2 separate regions of the Homo sapiens genome follow, and region 2 is linked to region 1. Evidence: chromatin contacts called from ENCODE Hi-C data. All regions are on one chromosome and are shown on one strand. Each heading gives the region's core, a stretch centred on a gene start or an enhancer-like site at or near the end of the contact. The rest is flanking DNA. Distances are from core to core; before and after follow the strand shown. Region 1 has its middle 11 kb from the start of MS4A6A. Region 2 overlaps LINC02954 (long intergenic non-protein coding RNA 2954).

Region 1 (7,378 bases), core at 2,617-5,116:
GGGGTATGCTTTACTAATAATTTGTTTATTATTAACAGATTAATTATTAAAGCATTAATAATAATTGACTTATTATTAATAACCTTTCTGGAGGTCTCTATTCTATCCCCCAAGTATTCATGGAAGTCTCTGCATTCCAGCTGATTGGAACTTGAATGTCTCCCAGCATTGTGTGAGCCCTGGTAATCATACAGCTTACAACTACCTGGCTAGTCCTTGACTGTACTTTTAAAATTTCAACCTATAAAGGTACAGCTTTGTATTGGACAACAAATTTAGGATACTTGCAGATTTCTGGAACTCTGTCTCTGGAGAGCTATCCCCTTTATTGTTCTCTTCTCATTAATTCCAGCTGTTTCAGTGCCCTCAAATTCTGGTTTTTGTCTTATGAATTCAGCAATATCAGAATAAATCTCTCTCCCTACCATGGTATGGAAAGTTTCTTCATGCAGAAAACCAGAGCAATTATTATATTCACTTTGTTTTTTCACTTGTCAATGTTGAAATTCCTGCACTAACTTTGTCCAATGTCCGGAAAGAGTTGTGCTTATTTTTTTCCAGTTTTCTTTATGATTTAAAAAATTTTATTGAGACAAGATCATCCAGGTTCAAGTGCAGTGGTACAGTCATAGGTCACTGCAGCCTTGAAATCCTGGGCTCAAAGGATCCTCCCACTTCAGCCTCCCAAAGTGCTGGGATTAGAAGCATGAGCCACTGGGCCCAACCCAGTTTTTTAACTGTACAGAGTGGAAGATTAAGTCTGGTTCTATCATAATTGGAAGAGCTGAGCTTCAACTTTAAAAAGATGCTCATGAATGTAAATATTAGCATTTTTATTTTTCTTTATATTTAAAATTTACTTAAGCTTGTCAACATATGTAACTTAATTAAATCAATACTTCTAATTTAAAATATCCAAGCAGAAAATTTAAGTATTATCATTTTTATATGCTGTTATTTTTAGTCACCTTATTTAAGTTTCATGAAGTAGCTATTAAAAGACCCTAGCACATTCCAGTTATTTTATATTTAAGTTAATTTGTGATATTTTCCAATGTTTTATATAGTAATATCCAGACAGTTTTAATATATGCTCAAATGTCTTTTCTTCACACAACAAAAAATACAAGAAATATAATAAGACAAAGTTGTACACATTCCAGGGAAAATATTTAAATCTTTTAATTAATTAAAATATGTCCCTTGGTTTAAATTTTGAGTTTACTGTATGAAAAACACAGGAAAGATGTATAAAGCAACATCCTTTTGATTGCCTGGTGGATAGAAAAACAAAAAACAACTAAATTTGAGATACAGTTTGAACAAAGCTGACAATGCTTTTGCCTTCCTCTTTGAATCTCTTCAAGATCAGCAATTTATTTTTTTACTGACTCAGGTTTCTTGGGATTGCTGCTGCTCATGTGATTCCCAGGAACTTAACTACTTGTGAATAACTCTGTCAGGCTGATAATACTAGATTAAGAAAACAATTCATCTTCAATAAGTACACTCTTTCTAGCAGAAGAAGCAGTTCAGAAAGTTCCTTGTGGTTTCCCTTCTGAATCTTTTCATCGTCAATTTCAGCAAAGCGTGGTATTTTCCCCCAGTAAAAGGTCAAGATAGCTTGTTTTAATCCTTCTCAGACTCTAGGTACAGTTTCACCAGACACAGTGGGTAACTTGCTCTCATCTCTTAAATGGATGCTTTCAGCTTGGCCAGGAGGGGCTGGACATCAAGAGGAGGAAAGTCGCCGTCTGGATGGGGCTCAGGAATCACATAGTGCTGTATTAGCTAGCTGTCATCTATGTTGATTCTTTTTCCCTTATGCCAGCAGCAAAGTGCTTCAACCCTTGCTGATTACTTCCAGTAATTTATTTTTTATCTTAATTTTTTTCTACTTAGTATTCCCTCATATTTGGAAAAAGATGAAAATATTTCCACCTTACCTCCAGCTCTGAAGCCACAGACACTGTGCCCCTAACAGGGTCACCAAATTGTCTAAATAACATACATGCATATATATATATATATATATATATATATATATATATACACACACACACACACACACACACACACACACACACACACACAGGCACACATGGAATATATATATGCATTTTTAAGTTACTTGAAAATATATTTAAATACATAAATAATTTGTGTATTACACACAAATATGTTATTTGAAAATACATTTAATTATATAAATAATTGTATATTTAAATACATTTAAATATATAAATAATTGTATATATAAATATTTGTATATTACATATAAAGGTATGTTTTTAAAAACATAATATATGCAAAGGGAGAGATAAGTGAAGGAGATAGAGGAATATACTAATGGAGAAAGGAAAAGGAGATGCTGCTTACTAGCTTCTAGCTTTTGTTTTCCAGCAATCCAAAGAATAATATCTCACTAGAGATTTTATATGTGCTTCAGAAAGATGTATAGAAAGAGAAGAGTTCCTAGTGTATGGGGTACGAGAGGTATCATGGAATGGAAGGGATAACATGATAATTAAGAGAAGCACAGATGTCCTTAGGGAATAGAAGATTTTCTGGTCCTGAAGGAGAGGAGTTGGAAAGTGGGTAACGAAAACTGAGATGCAGATGGGACCTGGGAAACAGGGCTAGCTAGGAAACAAAAGCACAAATAATTGTTTTGGGTCCAAAGAGTTAAGGCCTCCTTATTCTCTAAGGAGAGATCCTTGGAACTAGAAAGGCCAGAGAGACAGACTTGCTCATGGACCTGCAGGAATAAGAGATATTTTATGGATAATGTGCACAGGGAGTTGTACGTATACTTAGAGGAACTCCAAAATTTCTCTCCAACCCCTTGTTGTCAAACATAAGCATCTGTTTTTGAGCTCTGACACAGAAACTTGGGATAACTAGATGACCTCTCAGCACAATAGGCTCTAGCAATAGGAAATTGACTTGAGTGTCATCAGCAAGACGGTGGAATAGGAAGCCTCAGGCCCTCATTTCCCCATGGAGAGACTGACTTGACAACAATGTATGAACTACAATGCCTTTGTGAGAACTCTAGAAACTAGTTAAGAGGTTGCAGCACCTTAGGTGAATGCAAAGCCAGGAAAAGATGCATCAAAATGAGGAGAAATTGTTGTCGCATTTTACTCATTCCAGCCACTCTTTCACCCTGGCACAATGCGACTTGATCTACAGAAAACATTAAAGTTCCAGTGGAACAGGAATTAAAAGAAATTAAAAACTGTGTAAGCAAAAACTCAGTTTTATGTAAAAAAAAACCCCCAATTTCCCTTAAGGAAGAGAAAGGGCTGGAGTCCTTTAAAATTAACTGCCTATTTTTCTTTCTGAGGCTAGTGAGCCTTATCTCTGTCTTTCCCAGGCATGGTGAAGCATTGTTTTTCTAGCTGTGCAGCTGCAAGATCACTAGACAGATAATCTCAAGTCATAAAACATGTTGTTTCTTGAAAAGGAAGAAATGATGTAATGCATGTCTTAATTAAATAACTGTCTTTGTTTCTCACTTCTGTAATATGCTTCCTCCTGCACAGATCTCCCCCCACCCCACAAAATGCTTAAAAGGTAACCACATTCTTTGTTCAGGGCTCATTCCTTTGGATGTTAATCTGACTGGCTTGGTGCACCTAAAAAATTAAATAATTCCTCCCCAACCTCTCTGTCTCTCTGATTACTTAATTATCCCACTGCACCAGATTCTCCTTTAAAGAGGCAAGAGGACTAGACCATGAGTCCAGCATTCTGGGTTTTGTGGGGGTTACCCAAGGTACTGGTTTCTGTCTTGCCTGACTCAGAGTGCAGAGTTGAATAGCATGTTGTGAGCCTCGGAGAACAAAGGCAGGCACACTATTTCACCACTAGGGAGATTGTAGTACTGCAGGCAGACACCAGGGGGAGAAAGAAGAAGAAGCAGGCAAAACTCTTTTACTAGGAAATTACACATACATGTCCCAAAGAAGTTTGAAGGGCCCCCAGAATCTCTAGCTATGCTAACCCGTAAAGGTCTTCCACTACATAAAGTCAGTTTGTAATGACTGGAAAAGGTTGGTGTTGTTTTCAAATGCACAAATCTCAATAAAAGATCACAAGGCATACAGAGAAGCAAGAAAACATGGCCCAACTAAAGGAATACAATAAATCTCCAAAAACTAACTTTAAAGAAATAAGTATCTATGAGTTACATGATCTTGTAAAGATATTTGTACACATATTTATTGCAGCATTATTAATAATAGCCAAGAGGTGGAAGCAACCCAAATGTACATTAATGGATGAATAAAGAAAATGTGGTATATACATACAATGAAACATTAATCAACCTTACAGAAGAAGGAAATCCTATCATATGCTACAACAAGAATGAGACTTGGAGATCTCATGCTAAGTAAAAGAAGCCATCACAAAAAAAAAAAAGAAGCCATCAGAAAAAGACAAATACTCTGTGATTCCTCTCATATGAGGTATCCAAAGTAGACACATAGCAGGACAAGCTGTAGACAGAACCCCTCAGACACCAAGTTAAAGAAGGAAGGGCTTTATTTGGCCGGGAGCTTCAGCAAGACTCACGTCTCCAAAAACCAAGTTCCCAGAGTGAGCAATTCCTGTCCCTTTTAAGGGCTTACAACTTTAAGTGGGTCCATGTGAGAGGGTCGTGATCAATTGAGCAAGCAGGGGTTATGTGACTGGGGGCTGCATGCACCAGTAATCAGAATGGAACAGGACAGGGATATTCACAGTGCTTTTCCATACAATGTCTGGGATCCATAGATAACATAACCAGTTAGCTCAGGGGTCGATCTTTAACCAGGCCCAGGGTGTGGTGCTGGGCTGTCTGCCTGTGGATTTCATTTCCGCCTTTTAGTTTTTACTTCTTCTTTCTTTGGAGGCAGAAATGGGCATAAGACAATATGAGGGGTGGTCTCCTCCTTTAGTCCCCCGCTTTGAGAATCTCACTCATTAGTGGGAGTTCTCACTTTCATTTTCACTACCCATGTCTTCTTGCAAGACAGATCAATAGTGATTCATATAGTACATTTGTGCTGAAGCATTTTGGTGAACTAAGGTAGCGATGAAGCTTTTTATCATTTGAAGAAGTACAGGTAGCAAACAAGAGAGCAGTAAGCAGGTTTCTATTACTATTATTACTCCTATTATAAGAGTTTTAAATCCTCCTAGCACTGGGAACCATTTTCCAAACATGGCCCCAGGATCATATCCATGCCACACTTGCACGGGCACATGTGCCAGTTTTGTCATATTTCTAACTATGTCTTCAACTACTTGCCCTTGGTCATCTATGTGTAGATAGCAATTAGTAAGGTTAAATGTCCTACAGACCCCTCCTTCAGCTGCCAGCAAGTAGTTGGGAGCCAATCTATTTTGATAGATAGCATTTCTCATCTGAGTTTCTTGCTGGGCCAGAATAGTCAAGGCTCTGCTGGTCTTATTAGTGATTATTTCTAAGACAGCTTGTAACCATATGCTTTGGTTGAGCATGTAAATGGGGGTCCAGTATCCCCATGAGCTGTCTTTTGCCCAAGTAGCAGGCCAATAATATTGTATGATTCTTTCAGGGGACCATTTATTATCTTTCCAATTTCTTATGGCTATGTTTCTCTTTTCATGGGAAGCATAGACAGGGAAGCCCAGGAGTTCACCTGTCTTTATGGGCAGTAGGAAGAAAGATGATTTAATAGTGCCAATAACACAACTACTTTCCCACTGGTCAGGTAATTTGGCATAAGTTCTATGCCCACATATCCAGTATAATCCAGTGGGGGCTGTCCAGTCCTGGTGGTACTCTGGGTGGGTTCACATGGTTTACAACTTTGGGAATTTACTAAATGGATTTTTCTTAGTGTGGTTTGAACGCCACGGTGGCTGTTTTTGTAGTACTATTATACAGTTTTTGCCCAAGGCAGCTGGGTCTTCCCACAGGAAGGGTGAAGTCCTTCCCCACTCTTGCTATACAGTATTGTCTAATGATTGAGGCTTTCAAGACCCAGAAGTTATCAGGGTGATTCTCTTGAGCCAGGAATTTATCAGGAACTGGGTCTGTAGGTACTAATTCTCAGGCTTCCCATGGCCATTGATCTCCCAGTATAGTTCCTCCGCATAAATAACATGAAGTGACATTGAGAGACTGGGCTACATGCTTGGCTAATTGCAAAAACAAATTTCTTGTTTTTCCTGGAATTTCTGGCACTGGCACATTCAGTTCATCATAGAAGTTTGAAATACTGGCTCAGGAGAGGGTTTATAAACTTCTTCTCAAACTATGATATTTACTCAAGGATCCAGTCCAGCCCCATCGATTTCTAGGGTTACATGCTCCCCTTTTTTCCAGGGAGGATCAAGGGGGTTGGTTATTACCAGTTCTAAGGGGTTACACGGACCCCTGGTATAGGAAGGGCCACTTTTCCTTTTCTGAAGGTGGACAGGATTTTTTTTTTCATTTTTTATCCAAGTAGCCTAAATGACACAAGACCAGTATCCACATTCATTTTCACACAGTCCTAATTCATGACAAATGTACTTATTTTTTGTCATATAGCCTCTTTTTTAATTAAGAGAACCATATCCTATTTCTAACTTATTACTATTAATGACAGCACAGGCATCAAATTTCAAGGTGACTTTTTTGGGCACCCCTTTTTCTTCTGTTTTGGCTAACACTTTAATCATGTCATTTATGAGCCCCCACGAGTCCTCAGTCCTTAATCTTATTTCAAAAACTGTGGTCATGGGAAGCTCAGATGGGTCATAACACACATAACACAGGTCATTTCCTGGGTTACATACCTTGTATAGAATAACATTATACAAACAAGTTATTTTCAGAGTTCCAGTACACTTATAATAACCATAAAATAATAGGACCATAGCAACTTTTTGTCCTACCTCAGTGACTTGGTGTATACACTGGGAACAGTCCTCAGTCTGAGGAAGGTCAGTTGAAGTCCTTACTGTACAAGTTCAAATTTTAAGGAAAATGAGTCCCATGATGAGTTTTCTTATGCTTTGGCCATGTGTGGACCAGTCAGCTTCTGGATGTGACTGGAGCAGGGCTTGTTGTCCTCTTCAGAGTCACTTTGCAGGGGTTGGTGAAACTGCTACTGTCCACATACAGCTCACAGTCTACTGATGTTCAAGGATGGTCTTGGAGGTTGGGCCTGCTAGAATAAACTAGTCCAATACCTCTACATATTTATGTTCAGCTGAGCTCTCTGATACCGGGAACAAGGTGGCAGGGTTTAGGGTGTTGCAAACTTCAATGGTTATGGGGGATTTTCACATAGCAAGCTTTGATACTTGGTTAATCTAGCATTTGTTAGCCAATGATGTCCTTTGGTATTCATCAAAG
Region 2 (7,378 bases), core at 3,112-5,611, 870 kb before region 1:
TGGAGTGCAGTGGCGTGATCTCAGCTCACTGCAACCTCTGCCTCCTGGGTTCAAGGGATTCTCCGGCCTCAGCCTCCCGAGTAGCTGGGATTACAGACGCCAGCCATCATGCCCAGCTACTTTTTGTATTTTCAGTTGAGACGGCCAGGCTGCATGTTGGCTAGGCTGGTGTTGAACTCCTGACCTCAGGTGATCCGCCCGCTTTGGCCTCCCAAAGTGCTGGGATTACAAGCATGAGCCACCGCGCCCTGCCGTGTCAGTGTATTTCATGCGTGGCCCAAGATAATTCTCCCAGTGTGGCCCACGGAAGCCAAAAGCTTGGACAACCCTGGCCTAGGTGTTTTGTCTACACAGTAACAAATATGCAACACGCATATGACTGCTCTGTGTGCTCCCGACAGCATCTCTACTCCATCATAGTATGCGTGTCTGCTGAGTTCAGACGCGGCTCAGACTGATTCTCTGCATAATCGGTGTTTCTTTTTCTTTTCTTTCTTGCTTTCTTTTTTTTTTTTTTTTTTTCGAGACAAGGTCTCACTCTGTTGCTCTGGCTGGAGTGCAGTGGCACAATAATAGCTCACTGCAGTCTGAACCTTCCAGGCTCAAGTGATCTTCCCACCTCATCCTCCCGAGTAGTTGGCACCCCAGGCACACACCACCATGTCCAGCTAATTATTATTATTATTATTTTTTTTTGTAGAGACGGGGTCTCGCTATGTTGCCCAGGTTGGTCTCAAACTCCTCGGCTCAAGCAGTTCTCCTGCCTTGGCCTCCCAAAGTACTGGGATTACAGGTATGAGCCACAGTGTCCGGCCATAATCAGTGTTTCATACCATCAGATCTGGTACATGGATTGAAACCTGTTTGCTAATTCCAGTCTACATGGAGCCAACCACTATGAAAACCTGGAAACTTGGTTGGGTTTTTTAGCTTTTATCTTGGTCTCTGGCTTGATTGAATGTAGATGCTCATGGGGTAGAATCTGAGCGCTCAAGACACGACCACCCAGTGCCTCCTGAAATATCACTGTTAGTCACTCCTTAGGGTGCCCTTTCAAAGTAGGAAATGCGGGAATCTTTTTGAATAGCACCTTCGTGTGGATTTTATAGCCTAAGAAAGGGTCCTGGGATAGCAGCAGAGCTGGGAAACTTTGGGAAGGGAGAGAAGGAAAGATGGAGGGCTCGACCCTCTCTGCAGACTTCCAGCCGGGGGACCAGCCCTGGATTGAAAAACAGGCAAGTGGCCAGGCGCGGTGGCTCACACCTGTAATCCCAGCACTTTGGGAGGCCGAGGCAGGCAGATCACCTGAAGTCAGGAGTTTGAGGCCAGCCTAGCCAACATGGTAAAACCCTGTCTCTACTAAAACTACAAAAATTGGCTGGATGTGGTGGCACGTGCCTATAGTCCCAGCTACTCAGGAGGCTGAGGCTGGAGAATCACTTGAACCTGGGAGGCGAATGTTGCAGTGAGCAGAGATCACGCCACTGTACTCTAGCTTGGGCAATAGAACGAGACTCCGTCTCAAAAAAAAAAATATAGTAAAATAGGCAAGCAATGATGAAGAGGACACATAGCAACAGGGCCTCTCACATCCACAGGTCACTTCCCAGTGTACAAAGCGCTCTCATTTAAAAGATGAGGAGACAGACACAGAGAAGCTCAGCCAGGCATCAGTGCCACACAGCAAACAGGCAGAATTGTCAAATGTGACCCTAACACCCAAGACCTTTCCACAGCTGAGTGAAGTGTTGTCATAGATCTCCTAGTTGTCAAATTACTTTCCTGCTTTTTTTTTTTTTTTTTTGAGACAGAGTCTCGATCAGTTGCCCAGGCTAGAGTGCAGTGGCGTGATCTCGGCTCACTGCAACCTTCGCCTCCCGGATTCAAGCAATTCTCTTGACTCAGCCTCCCGAGTAGCTGGGACTACAGGCGCCCGCCATCATGCCTAGCTAATTTTTTATTTTTGTAGAGACAGGGTTTCACCATGTTGGCCAGGTGGTCTTGAACTCCTGACCTCAGGTGACCCGCCTGCCTCGGCCTCCCAAAGTGCTGGGATTACAGGCGTGAGCCACCACCGTGCCCCACCCTTTTCCTGCTTCTTTCCTGACCACACCATCAGCAGGTCTGTAACTGCTGCTTCTCTGCAGCGTCCCAGAACTAAGCACGTGAATGGCACACGTGAAATAGAAACATGATGTGTCTTTCTCACTCGTGGTCCATGGGGCTTGGCCCCATCTCCCCAACTGGAGGGAAGCTTCTCGTGGCACCATGATCTCGGGCTGTCCCCTCTGCCCACCTCCAGCCTTCCTAACAGTGCTCCATGGTTCAGTGTGGCTTCAAGTTGAAAACATGGTGGGCAGGAGAGGTTTTGGGGGCTGGGAGTAAAGTGAAGTGGTTGACCTGGCCACTGTTTTTTAAGCCTCTGCGACTGGTTTGGTTTAACACTGAAGTGGAATCTGTGTATTAAATGCTGTAATGCCTTAAAATTAACTCCCCCGAGAGCATCTGCCTAATTTTTCTCCTTTGGCTCTATGTAAGTTGCCTTGGCAGGGTCTCTGCGAATCTTAGTCTTCCATATGAAAAAGTACTGCTTGCTAAGTATAGCTTATATCCTGAGCCCCAGGGAGAAAATAGAGAAAAGATTTCCGGTAAAATCAACCTCCGTAGAAGTTCAGTAGAGGGACCTCTTCACACTTGCCCCGGTTCTGATCCTGCATGAACAGTACTTTATCCTCTCCTCCTCTTCCCTGCTGCAGTCTTATGCTCCATGCAGTCCCTCTTCCAGGGAGCTGCTGGACTCATCTCCACGCAGTAGGAGTCTGGCTGCATCACCACTGCCCTCCTCTTACTGGAAACGCTTCAGTCCAAGTTCTGTAGCTCTGTGCCCTGACTCTGCCCTGTCTCACACACACCAGGCAGGTCACGTTGGTGGATTAATGGGACTGGATGAAGGGGACATCAGGCAGTGGAAGTGGCTGTACGGAAACAGGGTGAAGGCTACACCCCATCTAAAGAGAACCAACCCAACTCTGATTATTGCCATGGAAGAATATGGCCTCCATGTTTCCAGATCCTGATTGTTCAACATAATTTTGGGAATCTGAGTTTTTATATGAAATAGCCTAATTTTCAAGCGTTGGTTTATATATATATCTTAAAACACTATATGGGCCATCAACAAAGCGTGTCTGTGGGCCACACACCCACATGTTGGGACCACTTTTGCCCTTTGCTGTGTGGCCCCAAGATGTTGGCAGCTCTCCATAAATGCCATGCCCTTTCCTCTCTGTGACTTTCTCCGTCCTGATCCCTACGCTGTCTTTGGCAGGTCAGCTTGTCCTCATATAGTGCTTGTAACAGCTATGTGACTTTGGGCCAGTTACTCACCATCCTGATGCCTCAGTTCCCTCCTCTATGAAGTGGGAATAAGGGTGACTGGGAAGAATACGTGAGTTAACAAATGCAAAGTGTTAGAAAACGCTGCACATATTGTTCATCAGTGTCATCATCGTCATCATCCTTATTATTGTCCTCCATCTAGTCTTGGCTGTCACCTCTGAGATGCCTGCCTAGACTCCTTGAAAGCAGGCTGTCCCCACCCCACCCCAATTCTGTAACACCCCAATCCCCACAGCCATCTCACTGCATTATCTGTTGGCTTCTCAGTACGCCCTGGACTGTGGGCACCTTGAGAGGAGGAATATCTTTCTGTCCATACACAACTTCGAACAAACACTTGGCCCAGAAGAGGCCTCCATAGAGGCTTACTAAGTGGATGCACCTTTCATGAATGGTGGTCTGGAAGCCTGATACCACTTGATATTTCCATCCAGATGTTATTGTTACCACCCAGGCCAAGAATGTGCTTCTTCTGGAGGCACAACAAGGTGGGGCTTGTCTGGCTGCACCACAGCATAATATCTATCCCTCCTCACAGCTCTGCTCTCTGATGGAAGCAAGGAAACAGGAAGTGAAATTGACAGGCACTGACCAACCTGGTTTCACATCAGGGGTGAATGAAAAGGACGAGCCCCCCTCCCTAGGGTGGGGCGGGAGGGAGGTGGGAGTGGGGGTGGGGATGGGACATGAGTCATGATGTGTCACTGAGATTTTTTTGGATGCATTTTTCAGTTTCAAAAGCATGAGGCGTTATTACTATGGGTTGAGAACCTGGAGTGCCAAATGACTGTGTCCCAAACAGGATGGCGCAATTGGTGTCTGGTAAAGTACCTGGGAGTTTTCTTTGTTCCAAGTGGGGTTTGTGGCTCAGCACAGGGGCCTTACAGTGATGTTATGGTCCCCATACAGTAGCGATCCGGAAGATCTGTGCCCTGACTAATTCTTCTGCCCTTGAGCTGGTGTTTAAAAGAAAAAAAAAAACCCTCTGTGGTCGCAACCAAGATGTAATGATAGACTTTGAGCCCCGAGAGTCTCACCCAGCCTACTCCGGCACGTTTTGGGATGCTGCGAAACTGAATTGAGGTGCCTGTCATCATAAGAGAACTGAACGAGTGGGGGTAAGAATTAAGATCAGCAAGAGCTGTGTTTCTCGCTGGTTGTACAAACAGGCACTTGCCGGAAGCTGCCTCAGTGGGAACAAGGTGGAGCTTCATGAGGGCCCTGTTGAGTCTTTGCTGGGAATGATGGAGGTTTTTTCCATTTTCTCATTTTCCATTACTCTAATATGGTTATAACCTGGGACTTTTTGTGTGTGGGGTCCTGGAAGGATGTTTGTGATATTCAGGAGTTCTGGTGGGAGTCGGGTAGGGTGTGGATAGGGTGAACCTGAAACTTGCCCCAAATTTGTGTTCCATTCATCAATACCAATTACCCACCACATCTTTTAGCATTTATTCAAGAAATGCATGTTGTGGCTGGAAGAATATGGGATTTGGAGTCCACTGTGCCTGGTCTTTCCTGGACAACTGGGTTGGACAAATTCCTCTACCTCTCTGAGCCCCGTTTCTTCATCTTCAATAATGCGTTTGTGATGTAGAGCTTTTGGGAAATAATTAAAGGGATGATGTGCAGACAGGTCCAGACAGACTGACCACAAGGCTGGAGAAGGTCAGTCTTAGGACCCTCCCAAGGCCATTTATCTTTTTTTTTTTTTTTTTTTTGAGATGGAGTCTAGCTCTGTCGCCCAGGCTGGAGTGCAGTGGTATGGTCTTGGCTCATTGCAACCTCCGCCTCCCGGGTTCAAGAGATTCTTGTGCCTCAGCCTCCTGAATAGCTGGAATTATAGGCGTCTACCACCATGTCTGGCTTATTTTTGTATTTTTAGTAGAGACAGGGTTTCACCATGTTGGCCAGGCTGGTCTAAAACTCCTGACCTCAAGTGATTCACCCGCCTTGGCCTCCCAAAGTGCTGGGATTACAGGCACCCTTTATCTAATTTTATTTGTGTATTATCATATTTTTTAAAGAGGGACCCCCAAATTGTATAGGCTTCAGGCTCAACAGAACCTGGACCCAGCCTTGATCTTGTATCTTGAATAATGAAGAACTGGCTCTGGGAGTAAGTGCTGGAATCCTGGCTTCATCTGTCGATAGGGTCCCGCTATTGGCATGCTGTATTTGTTCACCTCATATGCAGTTGCTACGAAGAGCATTTACTTATTACCCCAAATGGGAATCACACCCCTGGGACCAGCCACCCTGTGTAGATAATAACTATGGATAATCCTTGCTAGAAAATAAAAGGTCCAAGGTGATATATATATATATATATATATATATATATTATTTTTTAATTTGCTTCAGTGGCAGAAACAGGAGTAGATGTGAAGGGCTTGGTCCTAGTTGAGAAGTTTCTCAACTGATAATGACGGTTAACATGTACATCAGCTACTACAGGATCTCACAGGTGGGGTTATCAATGGATAGGATGAGGATCTGTGAAGTGGGCAGGGCAGAGGTCATCATGATCCCCTTTTAGCAGATGTACAAACAGACCCAGAAAGGTCAAGGAGGTCATTGGAGGATGCACTGCCACGAAAGGCACAGCCAAGATTCAAATGCAAGTCATCAAAACTCCAAATGTAGTGCTCCTTCAAAGCGTACCACATTGCCTCTCCAAGAAGCTGAGCACAAGAAAGATGGCAGGGTGGAGCTGCTGACAAGTATTTGTTCTTTATGCAGAGTGACCCCATTTTAAGGCTGCCTACTGCGGTGGACGAGAGCAGAGTGGATGGTAGGGCTCTGTTTACTGAGCATTTCTGCCTGCTGGACTCTGTGCCCGGTGGAGCTCACGCAGCCCTCTCAATGCAGCCAGGTACACATCAGTCTCTCGGGTTTATGGAGGAGGAATCTGAGGCTCACACAGGTGGCAGAGGCTCTTTGCTTCCTCCACTCTCTTTCCTTAGTTGTCAGGGTTCGAGGTTAATCTGATGAGGTTGGCAACCTCAACTTGTGGAAAACCAAAACCCCAACTGAGTGTCTTTTATTCTTTCTTTCTTTCTTTTTTTTTATTAGAAGAAAGGGTCTCACTATGTTGCCCAGGCTGGCCTCGAACTCCTTGTCTGAAGCAATCCTCCCGCCTCAGTCTCCCAAAGTGCTTGGATTGCAGGCATGAGCCACTGCACCCGGCTGTGACGACCCTTTGATTCTGCGACTCTATTTCTCCTGACTGACTGTTGAATTAAGACTTTGGTATTGCGTAGGAGGAGATTTTCTTGTGTTTTGATTAATGTTGAACGTTACTCATCTAAGAGGTTAATGTGGAACATCCGTTGCAACTAATCTACCTATACACCTTCAGTCGGGGTACTTACCAGTGCTAGGAAGACTCCTAGGATGTCAGGATGAGAAGGGGCTTTCGAATGTGTCTATTCCAGGGGCTGCAAACCTAGGCACCTACAGGGGTCAGGCAGATGTCTATACCCTGTGATCAGGCCAGGCCAGGTACAAGCCAACAGGGTGTGGCAGGGCCGTGGCATTCAAATTCAAGAACGTCAACACTCTACTGACCGAACAAAACTTGTCATATAGAGAAAATGTGGCCCACCTGCTGTCAGTTTACAACTCAAATGCGGGCAGACCCCTTCATCACACCACCAGTTACTTTGCTGAGGTCCTGAGGGTGAAAGTAACTTGCCCGGCTGGGCGCGGTGGCTCACGCCTGTAATCCCAGCACTTTGGGAGGCCGAGGCGGGCAGATCACGAGGTCAGGAGATCGAGACCATCCTGGCTAACACGGTGAAACCCCGTCTCTACTAAAAATGCAAAAAAAATTAGCCGGGCATGGTGGTGGCGGGCGCCTGTAGTCCCAGCTACTTGGGAGGCTGAGGCAGGAGAATGGCATGAACCCAGGAGGCGGAGCTTGCAGTGAGCCGAGATCACGCTACTACACTCCAGCCTGGGTGACAGAGCGAGACTC

Evidence for each region. A loop is a pair of places that touch in the nucleus more often than their neighbours do. Pooled maps may share reads with other maps.
Region 2: a loop to region 1 is called in a map with no recorded cell type, with 4 times the contacts of the local background. The contact joins two enhancer-like sites. A Hi-C loop is called at or near these places in 2 of 37 single-sample maps with no recorded cell type and 2 of 50 pooled maps.

The regions. Positions count from the first base shown.
Region 1 is chr11:60,190,304-60,197,681 of GRCh38, reverse strand. No RefSeq gene overlaps it. Among named protein-coding and RNA genes, the nearest start is that of MS4A6A, 11 kb to the right of the region's middle. RefSeq lists an enhancer at 1,682-1,761 and a cis regulatory region at 3,712-3,999. Within about 2 kb of position 3,866, at least 7 of the 41 ENCODE cell types and tissues checked have a DNase peak (open chromatin) inside an H3K27ac peak, as active enhancers do.
Region 2 is chr11:61,058,279-61,065,656 of GRCh38, reverse strand. It overlaps LINC02954 (long intergenic non-protein coding RNA 2954), which reads right to left. Exons shown (of 4, transcript NR_186234.1): 3 at 3,782-3,946. All of the region lies in intron 1 of LOC105369325 (a long non-coding RNA gene), which reads left to right. Among named protein-coding and RNA genes, the nearest start is that of LINC02954, 6.6 kb to the right of the region's middle. RefSeq lists enhancers at 3,647-3,886, 4,237-4,476, 3,542-4,741. Within about 2 kb of position 4,361, at least 7 of the 41 ENCODE cell types and tissues checked have a DNase peak (open chromatin) inside an H3K27ac peak, as active enhancers do.